Regions from separate parts of the Homo sapiens genome. Here region 2 is linked to region 1. The links are chromatin contacts, found by Hi-C in ENCODE. All regions are on one chromosome and are shown on one strand. Each heading gives the region's core, a stretch centred on a gene start or an enhancer-like site at or near the end of the contact. The rest is flanking DNA. Distances are from core to core; before and after follow the strand shown.

Evidence for each region. A loop is a pair of places that touch in the nucleus more often than their neighbours do. Pooled maps may share reads with other maps.
Region 2: a loop to region 1 is called in a pooled map, with 6 times the contacts of the local background. The contact joins the enhancer-like site here to the promoter of HEBP1 in region 1. A Hi-C loop is called at or near these places in 6 of 50 pooled maps.

The regions. Positions count from the first base shown.
Region 1 is chr12:12,996,115-13,004,056 of GRCh38, reverse strand. It overlaps HEBP1 (heme binding protein 1), which reads left to right and starts at 3,792. Exons shown (of 4, transcript NM_015987.5): 1 at 3,792-4,020. The coding sequence starts at 3,943. All of the region lies in intron 2 of GPRC5D-AS1 (GPRC5D and HEBP1 antisense RNA 1), which reads right to left. It also overlaps the pseudogene HTR7P1. RefSeq lists an enhancer at 1,728-2,273 and silencers at 2,698-2,847, 3,608-3,727, 3,778-3,927.
Region 2 is chr12:14,253,942-14,261,883 of GRCh38, reverse strand. It overlaps the pseudogene GNAI2P1. Among named protein-coding and RNA genes, the nearest start is that of ATF7IP, 110 kb to the left of the region's middle. RefSeq lists a cis regulatory region at 3,485-4,414. Within about 2 kb of position 4,028, at least 40 of the 41 ENCODE cell types and tissues checked have a DNase peak (open chromatin) inside an H3K27ac peak, as active enhancers do.

The DNA.
Region 1 (7,942 bases), core at 2,543-5,042:
GTGCCTGTAATCTCAGCTACTTGGGAGGCAGAGGCAGGAGAATTGCTTAAACCCAGGAGGCAGAGGTTGCAGTGAGCCGAGATCGCACCACTGCACTCCAGCCTGGGAGACAGGATGGGTGAGACACTGCCTCAAAATAAAAAATAAAAATAAATACAGAGAACAAATTTCTAGAAGGAACAGACTGGTGTTCTGGAGCATTTCCCAGGAGTGGTCCAGGTGACCTCCACTTCACACAATTTGGTTTAACACAATGCTGCTCAACAAGAATGAACACGTTTATGCCCCCATCTCCAGAAGCATCACAACCTTTCATGGAAAACCCATTATTCCCACACTATTTCCATATAACATACAGTTATGGACCATCCCATGGGATGGTCCATGGCCCCACTGCACCCTTGTGAAAAATGAGAGTCAAAAACATGCCAATAATCATGTTAATGACAATACAGGTGGGTACCACTCGCACTTCACTGAGATAAAAATCCTCATGGAAGGCATCCCCCTCACGTCTCAGGACCCTTCAGAGCACAAGAAAAAGCTTTGTTCAGGTTGTATGCTGCTCTCCATCCTGAGACCTGTTCCTGAGCCACACCATAACAATAAGTGAATTAACAAAGAAGTACATTTGTGGGGAAGTTACAGGGACCCTGCAGAAAAGCCAAACTATTTGACAGAAGCTTGAAACAAACACTGCTCTGGGAAATCATTTGTATTAGCTGATGACTGGGCTCTGTTTTCTAAAATGGACATGCAACATATTCGATACTATGCTTACCACAGTTTGCTTGGTAAACCCTTCTGTCATACAACAAAATACATTCTTTCTCATGAATGATTGCTGAATATTCACCACGAGACCTAGACTCGGAAGCATGGAAAGTGTGCATTGGAACTTTCTCCCACTTGCATGGATTTGGACATGTGCTAAGAACCTGAAACTGCTTCCTTTCTGGAACTCAATTCTGTCAGTGTGCTTACTGCTGAGATGATCTGCTATCTTAAACTGAGAACACACAATAACACTGATCCACAGAAAAAAGGAGAGGTCACCATCTCCCTCATAAGATATGTTGTACATCAGGTCATGCTGTTTGTCACGTTTTAGCCATCCTAAGAAAGGACAGAAGCTGCATTCCATTCTGCAGTCTTGGCAAATGACTTTCTTCTGTTTCCACCTCTATTTTGCCTTGTTTATTTCATCTCCATTATCCCTCTTTCAGTCATGAATCATGACTTTTTTTTCTACAGTAGTCAGAGTTTTGTAGGACAAACTCAGGTCTCTCTGGCCTCTCAGCAAGCTTCAGGGCTTCATGCATGCCTGCAGCTGAGAGTGTCTGGTTGATATTCTGGTACTGGCACTGGAGCCGGCTGCAATAGGTGGTCCTCAGGTCCCAGTTGAAGAAGGCATAAATAAAAGGGTTAATGAGAGAGTTTGCATAGCCCAGCCATGGAAATATCCTCTCCACCCACAGTGGGATGCAGCTGCAGGCAGTGCCATAGACAGAAGGGTCTGGCTGTCAGGAGGAAAAAGGGCGGCCAGCACATGGTGGAGGCCCAGACGATGATCCCCAAGGTAGTCGCTGCTTTCTGTTTCCGCTTAAAGATGGAGATATTTTTTCCTTTCATGCTTGAGGAGTCTCGAAAGGTTTGCACACTCTTCCACCTCCTGGAACTTCACTGTGCCATTCAGGGTGACTACTGCTGTCTGGCTCCACTCGAGGGAAGCCAGGTAACCTGTGTTAGGCCGCGCTTTTCCTGGCGGCCTTGTAAATCTGTTAGTACATGAAAAGCATGACGCACATGGGGATTAGGATGCCACTGCGGTGGAGTAAATCGTGTAGCCAAAGTCTTGACTGACCAAGCACACCTTATCATCGTTTACATTCTGAGCCCGACCAAAAATGGTAGGTAAAGTGACAAAGGCGGAAAGAAGGCAGACAGAAAGAATCATCTTCGTCATGCATTTCCCCTTCTGCCTCATAGGGTACGTGAGAGGCTTCATGATCCCAAGGTACCTGTCGATGCTGATCACGTACAAGGTCAAGATCCAGGCCGTGCAGCACATGACATTCATGGAGAAGACGTTACAGAAAAAGTGTCCAAAGATCCACTTGCCCCCGATGAGGTCGGTGACACTGATGAAGGGCATGACCGCCATGGCCACCGAGAGGTTGGCCAGCGCCATGGACACGATCAGGTAGTTGGAGGGCTGGCGGAGCTTCTTGACGAAGCACACGGAGATACCACCAGGCAGTTGCCCGCGATCGCAGAGAGATGAGCGTCAGGACAGAGCCGATCACAACTTTCTCGGCCCTTTCTTGATTTGCTCCCCGCGGCCGGAGGCATTGCCCGGGGTTGCGTCCCAGGTGGGCGCCGGGCTGGCCGTCACCTCGGGGGCCCCCGCTCAGCAGATGCGGCGTCCCGGAGACCGCGACCGGTTCGGCGCCACCGTCGGGGCTCAGGTCGGGCAGCCTGCCCCCCACCTCCGGCAGGAGGAAAGAGCAGAGGCGCCCGTAGAGGTCCGGGTGGCCGCTGCTGTTAACATCCATCACTGCGCCGCCGTGTGGCGCTGCCCAAGAAGCCGCCCCACCCCCCTCCCCACCCCCGCGGCCGCCACAGGCTCCGGCTTTCGGCCCCGGGGCTTCAACTCGCCGGTTCCCCTCCGCCCGGCCCAGCTTGAGGCCTGCACCGGCCGCTGGGCAGCGCCAGGCTCGGCCTCGGGGCCCCGCCTGTCCCAGATCCCCGGCCGCTGCGTGAAACGCGAGAGCGCTGCCGAGCGGGGACTCCCTGAGGGAGGGACCTCGGACCCCGACGGACGCCCGGGACGCGCGGGCTCTCGGGCGCTCCGGCGGGGCTCGGCCCGCGGCTCCACAGCCCGCTGCACCCGCGCGGCTCGGAGCAATGGAGGATCAGGCAGCGGCAGAAGCTTCCGTTTCCTCCTTTTTAAATGGCTCCAAAATATTTCTTGTCGGTGGTGTGGAGTAGAGATTTATTGGTAAAATACTTGACAGAAAGCAGGCACTCAGCTGAGTAAATGGTGACAAAATTGGTGAGAAGATTTTTGAACAGGAGTGAACGAGAAAAGCCATGCTTAGAAAAGTCACCTGGAAACTGTGATTTAGAGGGATGGTAGGAAAGAGTGGCAGCAGGAAAGTGGTTTGGATGCTCTTTCAATGGTCTAGAAGAGGTCATGGGGCGGGGGTAGAGGGACAGCTACCAAGACAGGGAGCCTGGCCGCCGCTGTACCAGCGGGATCGAGCCTTCGGGTAGAGGACCGGAGAAGCGTGAGCAACCCGGGGCTCGGAGGTTGGAGCCCAGGCACCTGAGAGAGGACGTTCCCCACCACCGCTGCCTAAAGCCACTCCAGGCGAGAATCGCTTTCCAGGGCCCCAGCGGATAGGTTAGACTCAGAATAAGAGAAGGGGTCTGCGGAGGGGGACGGCCTGAGGCCCGCGGCCGGGTTCCCTCCCCAGACACCCGCGGAAAGCCCGAAAGGAGGCGGAACACGGCCCAGCGGCTCGCCACGGCGGGCCCATCCCTTGCTTAGCCGCCTCGCACCCTCGCCTCACCGCACTGCTGCACTGCTGCACTGCTGCCCTGCTGCCCGCCCTTCGCATCACTGACCCGCCCTCTCTCCGCCCCCTCGCCTCGCCGCCCCGCCCTCTCTCTCCGCCCCTTCACCTCGCCGTCCCGCCCCCTTGCCTCACCGCCGGGCTGAATTGCCGCCCCGCCCTCTAGCCACGCCCTCTGGCCCCTGCCTCTAGCCCCGCCTCTCGCCTCGCCGCCTCGCCGTCCCGCCGCCTTGCCGCCCTGCCACCCTGCCGCCCTGCCGCCCTGCCGCCCTGCCGCCCTGCCGCCGGTGGTCGCTGCCCGTGGTGCTCCGTCGCCCCCGCCACCTCACGTCCTCCCGTGCGTCGGGAGCGTCTCGGCTACAACATGTTGGGCATGATCAAGAACTCGCTGTTCGGAAGCGTAGAGACGTGGCCTTGGCAGGTCCTAAGCAAAGGGGACAAGGTAGGCCCGCAGGGCTGCCGAGGACCTGAAGGATTGCTGCCTCCCACCCCCACCCTCGTCGGGGCTGCAGCGGGTGCTGAGGGGCAGGTGGGGCAGGAATGTGCTATCGAAGGTGCGTTCTGGTGTCTGTCGCGAGTGCGGCTCTCCACCGCCCAGCATTTGGACTGGGAAGGAAAGGAGTGAGAGGTCCCCCTGCAGCCGGTGGTGAGAGGAGGGGGGTAAACAGGAGAGACTGATCCAAGGAGAGAATCCCAACTTGGGGAGTTGGGCACTGCCTGTTGAATGCATTCTTTCGTTTAAAATATTCCAAACATTCCGAACAGTTTGATTTGTTGAGAGACACTCGGTTGCAGAAATGAGTGTCGCAAGAAACTCCCAAGTACTAGAGAACTGCGGATAGTAGCCCCCTTTATCCGCGATTTCAGTTACCTGTGGTCAGCTCTTGTCCATAACTATTAAATGGAAAATTCCAGAAATACAGAAGTCCTAAGTTTTAAGTTTCCGGCCATTCTGCGTAGCAGGATGAAATCTTGATTCCTGGGACCGGAATGCCCCTTTGTCCAAGGTCAGCCTCCTATCTCTAGTAGCCGCCCTTAGTCACTTAGTAGCTAGCTTGGTGATCGGATCGACCGTGGCGGTATTGAAGTAACCCTTATTTTACTTAGTAATGGCCCCAAAGTGCAAGCTTAGCAATGCTGGCATATTGTTATAATTGCTGTTATTTTATTATTGTTGTTCATCTCTTACTGTGCCTAATTGATAAAGTTAAACTATATCATAGGTATGTATGTATAGGAAAAAACGTAGTAGATACAGGGTTCAGTTTTGTCCACCGTTTCAGGTATCCACTGGGGGGCTTGGAAGGTATCTACTATAGATAAGGGGGACTACTGTGTAAAAGAACAAGATCTGTGCAGAATAGATATAAATGCGCTACGCAGGGAGCACAGAGGCAGTCAATTCTGCCAGGGGGCTATGATGGGGACCTCAGTGGAGTGTCCTGAGCTGGGGCCTCAGGGATGTGTAGGAGTGCACACAACAGAGAAGAGCATGCACAAAGGCCCAGAGCTGTACCATTGCTTTTGGCCAGTTAGATCCTCTGGAGTTGGGTACCTAGAATACAGAATGAGTGAGAAGAGCATAATTGCTGTCTTCCCCCAAATTTATATCAGTGCTAACATGGGCTAACTGGACTGCACCCCTGAAAACAAGGAGAGTGCTGCTAGATTATAATCTCCTGGTGGACAGGTAGTTTAAACAGTGCAGCTGTATACAGAGCTCCCAATACGATGCCTCATTTGTGAAAGGACTGTATTGCCTGGGGGCCAAGTTCTGATACCTAGTACAATGATCTTCATATCACGAAAGCCCTCAATTAGACTCTAATCTGAACTCTTTGACAACCAAAGACCTTTCACCTGTTCTTATCTCCGTTTCCCCAGCTCTATGTAGAATGAACAGTTTAGCCCTGATCAGAGGTCCCACATTTGAATACCTGCAGCAACCAGGCAGGTAATGGAAATGGATGAAGCTGGCTGTTTTAGGCTATAAGGCATAGTGGGGACTGAGGCAAATCAGAGAGTGAACTCAGGTCCCCATCTCTAAACGGCAGTTCCAGCCACTTGTTGCTATGCAGTGATATATGAAACAGTGTTGCCAAATTCTTAAGGAAAACCATACATCCAGATTCTTAGCGAAATCACCCAATTTAAAAATAATTCGACAAAAACTGTTTTTTGAGTGCTATGTGCCAGGCACTCTTCTAGGCAATGGGATAAAAGATTAAAACCAGCAAAATTCTCTGCCCTCATGGAACTTATGTTTTATTGGCTAATGAACAAATAAAATGTATCATGGATCAGATAGTGATCAGTGCTGTGAAGAAAAGCAAGCAGGGGAGTGAGGAATAGGGAGTATTAGGAGTGAGGCTGTGATTTTGAGTAGGGAAACTGACATAGTTGTGCATAGGCTGGACACAAATGCAATAAGGATGCCAGTTATTAATATCAGTCCTGCTGTGAGCATCCAAAGGACCCACCCAAGCCAACACAGAGAGCTGTCTATCCGCCTCCCTGGGCAATGAAAAAGGCACCTGATAAGGTCTGCAGCATCACTGGCCTCCCCATCAAGTAGTTGCCCTACTCAGAACCACAGCCTTTCTCCTAACAGCCCTGATGAAGGTTCCTGTGATTCTAACACTTTAAGAATCCATGTGTTCTTGCTTTTGTCATGGAATGGGGCTCACTTTGTCTTTTTGGATTAATGATGATGGCCCACACAGGCGGAGAGGGGTCTGGGCTGGTTCGTGGCCTGTGCCCTCAGATTCCTTCCTCACCCATTCCCTGCTCTGCTGTCTTCCTGTGGAGTGGAAGCTGACCCATTCGGCCTGTTTCCCAGGCCAGATGTCAGCCGGCGCCCAGCTACGTTTGCTCAGTGGGAGTCTCTACTGGGAGATAAAAAGGGAGAAACCAGAGTATTTCTCCTCCTTCTCCACCCCATCAGATCCATACTACTAGGAGCTTCTCTGTGGCTTTGGCTTCCGCTACACAGGCCACCATGATTCTAGCTTCTACCCAGTAACCTAGGTATCTGAACTTAGGTAACAGGTAATTCTCCCTCTGTGTCTCCTAGGGTGCTTACTAACCTCTAGGTTGCCTCTCTGTCCCCTGCTGGCATCTCAGCCCCTCTGTTATCTGTGCAACCAATCCCTTGCATCGAAGTGCTTCTGCTCTAAATACTCTAGTAGTTTCTGTTTCCTGTTTGACTCTTATTGATACAGTGTCACTTGCCGTTAATTTGGGGCCTCTGGGATAAGGAGAACTCCCTAATAAGCATCTTCTCTCAGTGTTTGATGGGAATATGGGGCCATATGGGATATTGGTACCAGGCTAAAGCAAATCATTTAACCCAAATGAACCTGTTTCTACAGCTATAAAATGAGTATAAAAATATCTTTTCCATCTATTTCCAGAGTTACTATAAGTATTAAATTCTTTAAAACCATGAAAACATTTTGTAAAGTAGTATACATACCCTACAAATATAGTAATAGCATTATATCAGTGCTCATCTCAGCTTCATTCTTTCTAGCTGTGTGGTCACAGGCCAACTTAGCCCCTCTGAAGCTAATTGTGGAAGAAAATAATAGTTCATATATTAATAGATTGTTTTGAAGTTCAAATGAGATAACCAATTATAAAACTGTTCAATGTTAGTACTTGGTTGGAGATGGTAATGGTTAGCTTTACTGTAGTTTTACAGTAAAGTTTGGGTAAATTACTTAACATCCCGTGAGCCCTTGAATTCCTCAACTCTAAGATGAGAATAACAATGCCAATGTGAAATTAATTAATTATGCATAGATACTTGTAAACCTTTTTTTTTTTAAATATACAAACATAAAGGTATTATTTTTGAAGAGAACCTCTCCCTGAAATTATATTTTATCCTGGAAACAGCCTGGGTCAGAAACTATTGTCCACTCTCCTGGGCAAATGATGGCATACCATATTCCCCACATAGCATGGGCTTCAGGCTCACCAGATGTTGGGGACTGATTCCAAGTACTTGGCAGGGAGGCCAGTGCTGCCGCAGACCTTATCAGGTGCCTTCTTAATTGCTCAGGGAGGGAGGAGGGTAGACAGCTCTCTGTGTTGGATTGGGTGGGCCTTTGGATGCTCACAGCAGAACTGATATTAGTAACTGACATCCTTAATCAGATTTGTGTCCGGCCTGTGCACACAGGTTAGGACCTGATAGCCTGGCTTTGAGTCCTGGCTCCACTATTCACCCGCTGCAGTTTGGGCATGTTACTTAACCTCTTGTTCCCCAGTTTCATCTGAAAATGAAGATTAAAGCCCTAACTTCTTCACAGGGTTATTGGAGAAATTGAATGAATGAATCCACGTAAAGCATTTAAAAT
Region 2 (7,942 bases), core at 2,779-5,278, 1.3 Mb before region 1:
AGATTATAACAATGTAAGAGTCTTTAGAAATTCACTACAAAGATCCATTAATTTGACTTCCTAAAGCGGGGTAAATTAACTTTATCTACTGAAATGTAAGTGTCTTTCCAGGCAAGGTGGCTCACGCTTGTAATCCCACCACTTTGGGAAACCAAGGCGGGTGGATCGTGAGTTCAGGAGTTCAAGACCAGCCTGACCAATATGGTGAAATCCCATCTCTACTAAGAATACAAAAAAAATTAGCCAGGCGTGGTGGCACATGCCTGTAGTCCCGGCTACTCGGGAGGCTGAGGCAGGAGAATCACTTGAACCCAGGAGGCAGAGGTTGCAGTGAGCCGAGATCATACCACTGCACTCCAGCCTGGTGACAGAGTGAAACTCTGTCAAAAAAAAAAAAAAAGTTTCTGTGGAATGGACAACATATTTGGGCCTTAATTTAATATCCATAGTTCATCCAATTAACTCCTTCCAAGGGTTCTCTGGCAGTGGTTCTTAACTTAGTCCCTGGGGGTGGGGGATGGGCAGGGACTGCATTTCCTGTCACCAAGTGACCTTAGGGCAACAAAATCTCTAGCGTAGACTGGAAAGTGTGCGACCCATGACTTCTCCAGTAATGAGGGACCCTCTCTCCTCCATCACTGCACAAAGGGACTGCTGCAGAGGTGTAGGTCTAGTTCTGGCTTTTCCGATTTTGTCATGGATTGGGCTCCTCGGGGACACCCAGACACAGAGAGCAGGACTTTTATTGCCACGAGGTAGCCGAACTCTTAACCTTTCTGGTTTATATAACTATTAAAAAATGACATTATTTGTAAGTGTGGACACTGATGGAAAATCGTCGGTTATTAGGCATACAGTAACTGCTGTTGTTCCTGGTCTTGCAGGCCTGGACTGACTACCGCGATGTTACCCTCATCTTTAAGGGCTGTCACACCCTAGCTCAGAGAGAGCAAGGGACAACCTTCAATGCGCTGGGTGTAGTCAGGCTGTAGATCATGTGAAAGCCTGGAGGAGTACAGTCACCAGCTGGTTCACTGTCTTCCTTGCAGCCCACTTAGCAGTAGTTTCGGAACTCGCTGGAGGAGGCTTGCGGGGGTGGGGCTGGAATGCCTCCTGCATTCCTCCTCGCCTCTTCCTCCTGGCTGCATTTGCGGGTGCGGGGGAGGGGCGAGCGCAGGGAGCAGAGCGCAGCGGCTGAGTCCAGCCAGCGCTGGTGGCTCCCAAGGCCCCGAGCACGTGGACACCAACCCTCCTCACATTATCTGGTAGGTTTATCACAAAGTCGGCAAAGGCAGGGCCTCCTTCACAAAGCCTTCTAAAAGACGCCCTGGTTCTCAAATTACAGTTTTGCAGAGGTCAAGTTCATTCATGCTTACTAATCTCTCATCTATAAAATGGGGATAAAAGAAAAATTACAGCAAATATTATTCACAAAAAGGAACCTTGCCTAACAATGCAGCGTTCATTTCCTGTGAAGAGTGGAGAGGAACTAAGTAATTGCACTTTGTTGATTTTATTTCAGCCAGATAACAAAGAAAGATCCTATACAACAAATGTTTCCCCTTTGTTCCCCGCCTTGTAAAGAGTCATTTCTCTATGGAGAAAGACTCCCCTTTGTGCATTCCCTAACCCGACAGGCCACGGGGATTATGAAGAGCGAGCTCTCTGGAGCTGTTTTCCTGGTTAGAGACATTGTTCTGGAAAGCAGACTGGGTTGCCATGGTGACGGCTCCCGGGGCCTCGCCCTGCCCCTCTCCACCCCGCCTGCTTGTGCTGCCTCCTGGTACCCCGCCAGGCCCGATTTCAAGTGTTCCTCCCCGCACAGCACGGAAATGGCAGGGAAATTCTAAACTCTTTTTCCCAGAGTGCCTCTGGGGGCGAAAGGCAGAAAAAAAAAAATCCCTTGTCAGACCGTTCTGAATTGTCCTTGAAAAAAACAGGCATTAGATTGAAAGCTTGTTGAAGGCAGGAACCAACCATGTTCTCATCACTGAACCAATTCTTCCCCTCTCGCTATGACCATCTTCCCCCAGCCGGAAGTAGGCTGACACGTAGTAGGATCTGAAAAAGGGTTTATAATCCGTTGCCAGTGAGGTGGCGGGTATAGTATCAGCTTAAATGTATGGATTTTGGAGCCAGAATCTTTACCTGCCACATTATAGATGTGTAACGTTGGTAAAGTACCGAATCATTCCAAACTTCATTTTCCTCATCTCTAAAATGGGGACAATAATTCCTAACTTGGAAATGTACGGTGTGTATGTTATAATTTAAGATAGGAAACACTTGGTACTGCCTGGTTTATAGTGAGTTCTCAGTATTATGGTTATTACTGTTTTTTAAAATTTATTTATTTATTTATTTTTTGAGACAGAGTTTCACTCTGTCGCCCAGGATGGAGTGCAGTGGTGGCATCTCGGCTCACTGCAACCTCTGCCTCCCTGGTTCAAGCAATTCCCCTGCCTCAGCCTCCCGAGTAGCTGCGATTACAGGCGCACACCACGACGCCCAGCTAGTTTTTGTGTGTTTTTTTTTAGTAGAGACGGGGTTTCACCATTTTGGCCAGACTGGTCTCAAACTCCTGACCTCAGGCAGTCTGCCCCCCTCGGCCTCCCAAAGTGCTGGGATTACAGGCGTGAGCCACCACACCCAGCGGTTATTACTGTTATCCTCTCCAGCCTACTGCATCTTCATGTGGGGCAATTCATTGTTCCCTACCAAAAAAGAAACAAATCCTAAAGAAAGAAAAGACCTATCAGAATCCCCAGCAGTCCAGATCTAATAGTTAATGAAATGGACGTAGAAGAGCTTCATGAGTTACTTATTTGTGTAATAAACATTAAATAGAAAATGTCAGCAACATGTTTCGTGTGTTTGATTTTCGCACATTAATAATGTAGAGTGGATTGTGTTCCAATTTTCCATCTATGTATCCATGGTAAAAGGAATAAAATAGCATTTTCACATCTTTCAGCTGATCTTCTTCCTTTTCCCTTCCCCAGTCTCTTAGGAATATTTCTGAAACCTACAGCCCTGCTTATAATTGAGCCTGTGCATGGGAGAGTCGTAAGCTCCATGCCCTGCCCCCCAGCTCGCACCAGGGCTGACTTCAGTCAGAGAAGCCCTGGGTCTGGAGGCATTTAGTGCCTCTGGAAGATTCTAAACATCTTTGGACACTTAGGGGAGAGGGAATTTACACACACACACAGTGTCCCACCAGGCCGACCTGGACTTTGTGTACAACTCCTAGGAATTTTTGGTGGGGAAGGGCTGTACTGGTTCGGGAAGGTTCTGAGCCAAACTTGGCCACAGGCAGTGCACAGCCTCCACAGCTGCAGACCACAGTTCAGTCTACTAGACAGTGTTAGAGGAGCCATTTCAGGGTGGGACTGATCAGATCTTAGGAGGTTCTGGCACTTGGGGGAGGGGAGCGGAGGACAGGATTATCATTCCATTGTTACCTAATACTGCTGTGTCTCTTAGTTGAGAAAGGCATGTACGGCTTGTATGTATTTCTGGACGCAGATGAAAAGAGAATGTTGACAGTATTGGGTATGGGTACTGCCATTTCATGCATAGGGCTGAAGGAGGTCCGATAATGACTTGTACAAGTGCCACTTGTATGTGGGGCGCTCCCACAACGCCTATGTTCAGTGTATTTTGAGGTTGTGCAATACAGCAAAGCTGTTGGAAAGGTGGTGTGAACTGCAGGGTGTGAAGTGCTGTTCCCTCTCCTTCAGACCCTCTCGCACATTCCCCCCCCCACCACCAGGCACACACATGAAACTACAGGAGACACATAATCCTCCCCTCCCCCAACATTGCAGACAGCTTTCTCTGAAAACTGATACCCTGAGGCCCTTTTTCCCTTACCAGCCACAATTAGGAGCAGCAAGACAGAAAATGCGGACTGGATTATGGCACAGAGACAGTGCTGTGTGATTTCTCTTTCTGGAAGAGGCCACTGTCCACGCTCCAGGCCTTATATTTCATCTGACTTTGCCACTACTGGCAGCAGCTTTAGGCTCCAGCGAGTCCAGGCCAAATCCAGTTCTTTCTGCGAAGTCCATGCTGGATTTTCTCTTTCACCCTAGTGAAGTCTCTGCCGAGGCTGTTGTTCTCAATCCAGCTCAGAAACTGGCTCAAACCGCCCTGAACTGGATTTGGTGGCTGTTGAGACACAGTTTCTGCCTCTTTGTTAGGGCGGATCCGGCCTCATTCGCGCTTCAGTTTCCCTCCCTCCTGTTTTCCCAGAGTCATCTACAGCCATTCCCCTCCCCCGGCCTCTCCAGTTTGGCATTTTTTTTTTACCCTTCCCTGGGCCAAGACCCCATAAAGCAGATTAAATTCTTTAATAAAAAAGTGGATTTAGATTGTAAACCTTCTGCTTTTATTACATTAAGTTCTGCTTTCCTCAAAGTTGTTATCTAACCAGTTGACATGGTGCCCTTAAAATCTTGGCTCGCATCCTAACCTAGAAATAACTTTAATTTTCACTCTGGATGGGAATAACTTTAAATTTCCCATCAAAGACTGAAGGGCTTTGGTGCAGTACATTGTTCATTTCCGTTTTGTAACCATATTTAAATTAAAACAATTTATTCATTTCTTTGCTGATAAATGACATAGTATGTGTAGAATTTTTAAAACAGTCACCTATACTGGCTTGTCTATTGCAACTGTGCAATTCCTAGAGGAAGAACTAAAGAACTGGGATGTTTTTGGTTTTCGAACCTGTAATTGTAACCCTGAATCCGATTCTATGAATTGTACAGTGACGAAGGCTGTTGGGGGAACACGTGGGGACCATTCCTGACAGAATACCGGTGGACACAAAACTGGGAATGTGACGAAATAAGGAGGATAGGACACGCCTGGGTTTTTGCAAGTTCCCTTTATAGAAAATTTAAACATTTCTTATGTTTTGGAACTAGATAGAGGTGACGGTTCCATAACACTGTGAATGAGGTAGATGCCACTTAATTGCACACTTTAGAAGGGCTAGTTTTATGTTATGTGGATTTTGCTTCAATAAAAAAGGGGCTTTGTTTTAAGAATTTCTCATTTTCTTTTTGTGTTTTTTGAAAATTCAGAGAAGAGACAGATAATAACCCTAATCTGGGTGTGGCTTCGTTGCGTGCTTCACGACTCTCTGGTCTCCCTCTGCTGGCCAAACTGCGCAACATGTCACCATGTCCCAAGGCCTCTTGAGAATGTCTCAATTTTATGTCGAAGCACAAATGCAAGGCTACGTTACTAAGAATCACTCTCCAAACCTGGTTTCATGTGCATTTTACGTGTGCAATATACTGAAAGAAGAATCAGATGTTTTGTTTCTATGATGTTACATAGGATTAATTATATATTAACGATTTAAAATTTGCCCCTAAGTCTCAAAACAGAGACAAAACCGTTGTCATTTCCCCTGGGCTTAAAACCAGAGTGAAATTGCTCATTTAAGTGTTTAGTTTCAGTAGAGCATAAAGCCCTGGAAAAAAAACAATTACAACAGTAGATATGGAAAAGCTATTTTTGTACACAGGAGGGGAGGGGTTGGCTTTGTCTAGTGAGTCAGTACGCTCAGAAGGATGTGGGTGCCGGTTTGGGCTAAGATAATCTTCAAAATGTATGTTAAAAGGACGTGAATTCATCAGTTGAATTTGTTTTTGTGAGATTTAAGAGTCATCAGTTATTGTGGGAAGGCACACAGTATATGCTACACGGGATTTTCCAAAATGTTCAGTATCAAAGGGGATTCAAGAAGGGTAGAGGTCAAGCCATCCAAACTGGCCCTCTGATTCTTAGAGATGCTTTTATTTTAGGATCTTTGCATTTTTCACTCCACCTTGAAATCTCCACCCTCCCCCCCCACCCCTTATTCCTCTCTCCTTTCACTGTCCTCTGAGTTCCTCCTACCCTCTGGTCAAGCTTTGCCTTCCTCAGAGGCCTTCCTGAATGCTTGGTCCAAAGTAAATTCCTTATACCTTCTTATCATCTTACATGGCAACCTCTTTTTTTCTGTTGTAGCACCACTGTAACTTACAATTATATATATTTGTTTTCTTGTACATTGGCTCTCCCCCTTCACCCGCAACTAGCTTTCTAAGTACCCTTGGGCCGTGTCTGTCTGATCAAAACTGTATAACAAGCATAGGACCTGGCAAAATGTTAGCAAGGAGCAAATATTTGTTGAACAGATTAATTAAATTCAAATATTATTTCTCTGGTCCCAGTCCACTACTTTCTGGCTTCTTCTTTTATACCAGTTAGTTCTTTTACGATTCAGTCTGTTTTCTTACTCTTGTGAACTTTCAGGAACAACTGATTTATTTCAGGGTTCCTCTTTACATAATGAGAGCTACTGAGTAGAATAGAATCTTCACAGCTTCTGGGGGGTACCAGAAAGATGCCCAGAAAGGGGGTACCATGGCCATTACTGGCACCTCAGACAAGGGCAGGCTTCAAACAGGGAGGCCTGTGGCAACCCCTCCCCTATGTCTGAAGCTGAGGGGATGGGGGAGCTAAGAACAAAGGAAAGAAGAGAAAAGTGTCCAGGGAACAGGTGGGGACCATGGTCTTCTTGCCCCATCTTCCTCAGGGGTTGGGGGGTACAGAGTTGGTGGTGGCCCATCCTGCTAGGTCCCACTGCCCCTCAGAAGAGGCCCCAGTCCTTCAGGTTGTTCTTGATGATGACGTCGGTGATGGCATCAAACACGAACTACGTTCTTGGTATCGGTGGCGCATGTGAAGTGTGTGTAGATCTCCTTGGTGTCTTTGTGCTTATTCAGGTCCTCAGACTTACTCTGGTTGTAGCTGGCTGCCTCATCATACTTGTTGGACCCTGTGTACTCAGGGAAGCAGATGGTCAGGGGCTGTGTGTGATCTTCTCCTCCAACAGCTCCTTCTTGTTGAGGAAGTAGATGATGGACGTGTTTGTGAACCACTTGTTGCAGATGCTGTCAAACAGCTTTTATCCCCTAAGAAAAGACACACTAGTCTTATAATTCTTACCGTCTGTGTTTTCTCATCTGTAGTACTTGATTTTACTCTGAGATGGAATTCAACTTGGGTTTTGGTTTCTGAGTCTGGAGTCATGCACATGGTTTTCCCCCTTCCATCTTTATCAAAACTGTCCCTATCACCAGAGGGAAAGGATTTACCAATTCCTCCTTTAAAAGAGTATCCTGGCGGCCAGGCCTGGTGGATCATGCCTGTAATTCCAGCACTTTGGGAGGCCGAGGTGGGTGGATCACCCGAAGGTCAGGAGTTCGAGACCAGCCTGGCCAACATGGAGAAACCCTCATCTCTACTAAAAATACAAAAATTAGCCAGGGGTGGTGACGGGCGCCTGTAATCTCAGCTACTCGGGAGGCTGAGACAGGAGAATTGCTTGAACCCGGGAGGTAGAGGTTGCAGTGAGCTGAGATCATGCCATTGCACTCCAGCCTGGGCAACAAGATTGAAACTTCGTGTCACACACACACACACACACACACACACAACGGGCATGGTGGCTCACGCCTGTAATCCCAGCACTTTGAGAGGCCAAGGTGGGCCGATCATGAGGTCAGGAGATTGAGACCATCCTGGCTAACACAGTGAAACCTCACCTCTACTAAAAATACAAAAACTTAGCTGGGTGTGGTGGCATGCACCTGTAGTCCCAGCTACTAGGAGGCTGACGCAGGAGAATTGCTTGAACCCAAGAGGTGGAGGTTGCGGTGAGCCGAGATCGCGCCACTGCACTCCACACTCCAGCCTGGGTGACAGAGCGAGACTCTGTCCCAAAAAAAAAAAAAAAAAAAAAATGGATCCTAGCTGGGCGAGGTGGCTCACGCCTGTAATCCCAGCACTTTGGGAGGCTGAGGTGGGTGGATCGCTTGAGGTCAGGAGTTTGAGACCAGCCTGGCCAACATGGCAAAACCCCGTCTCTACTAAAAAT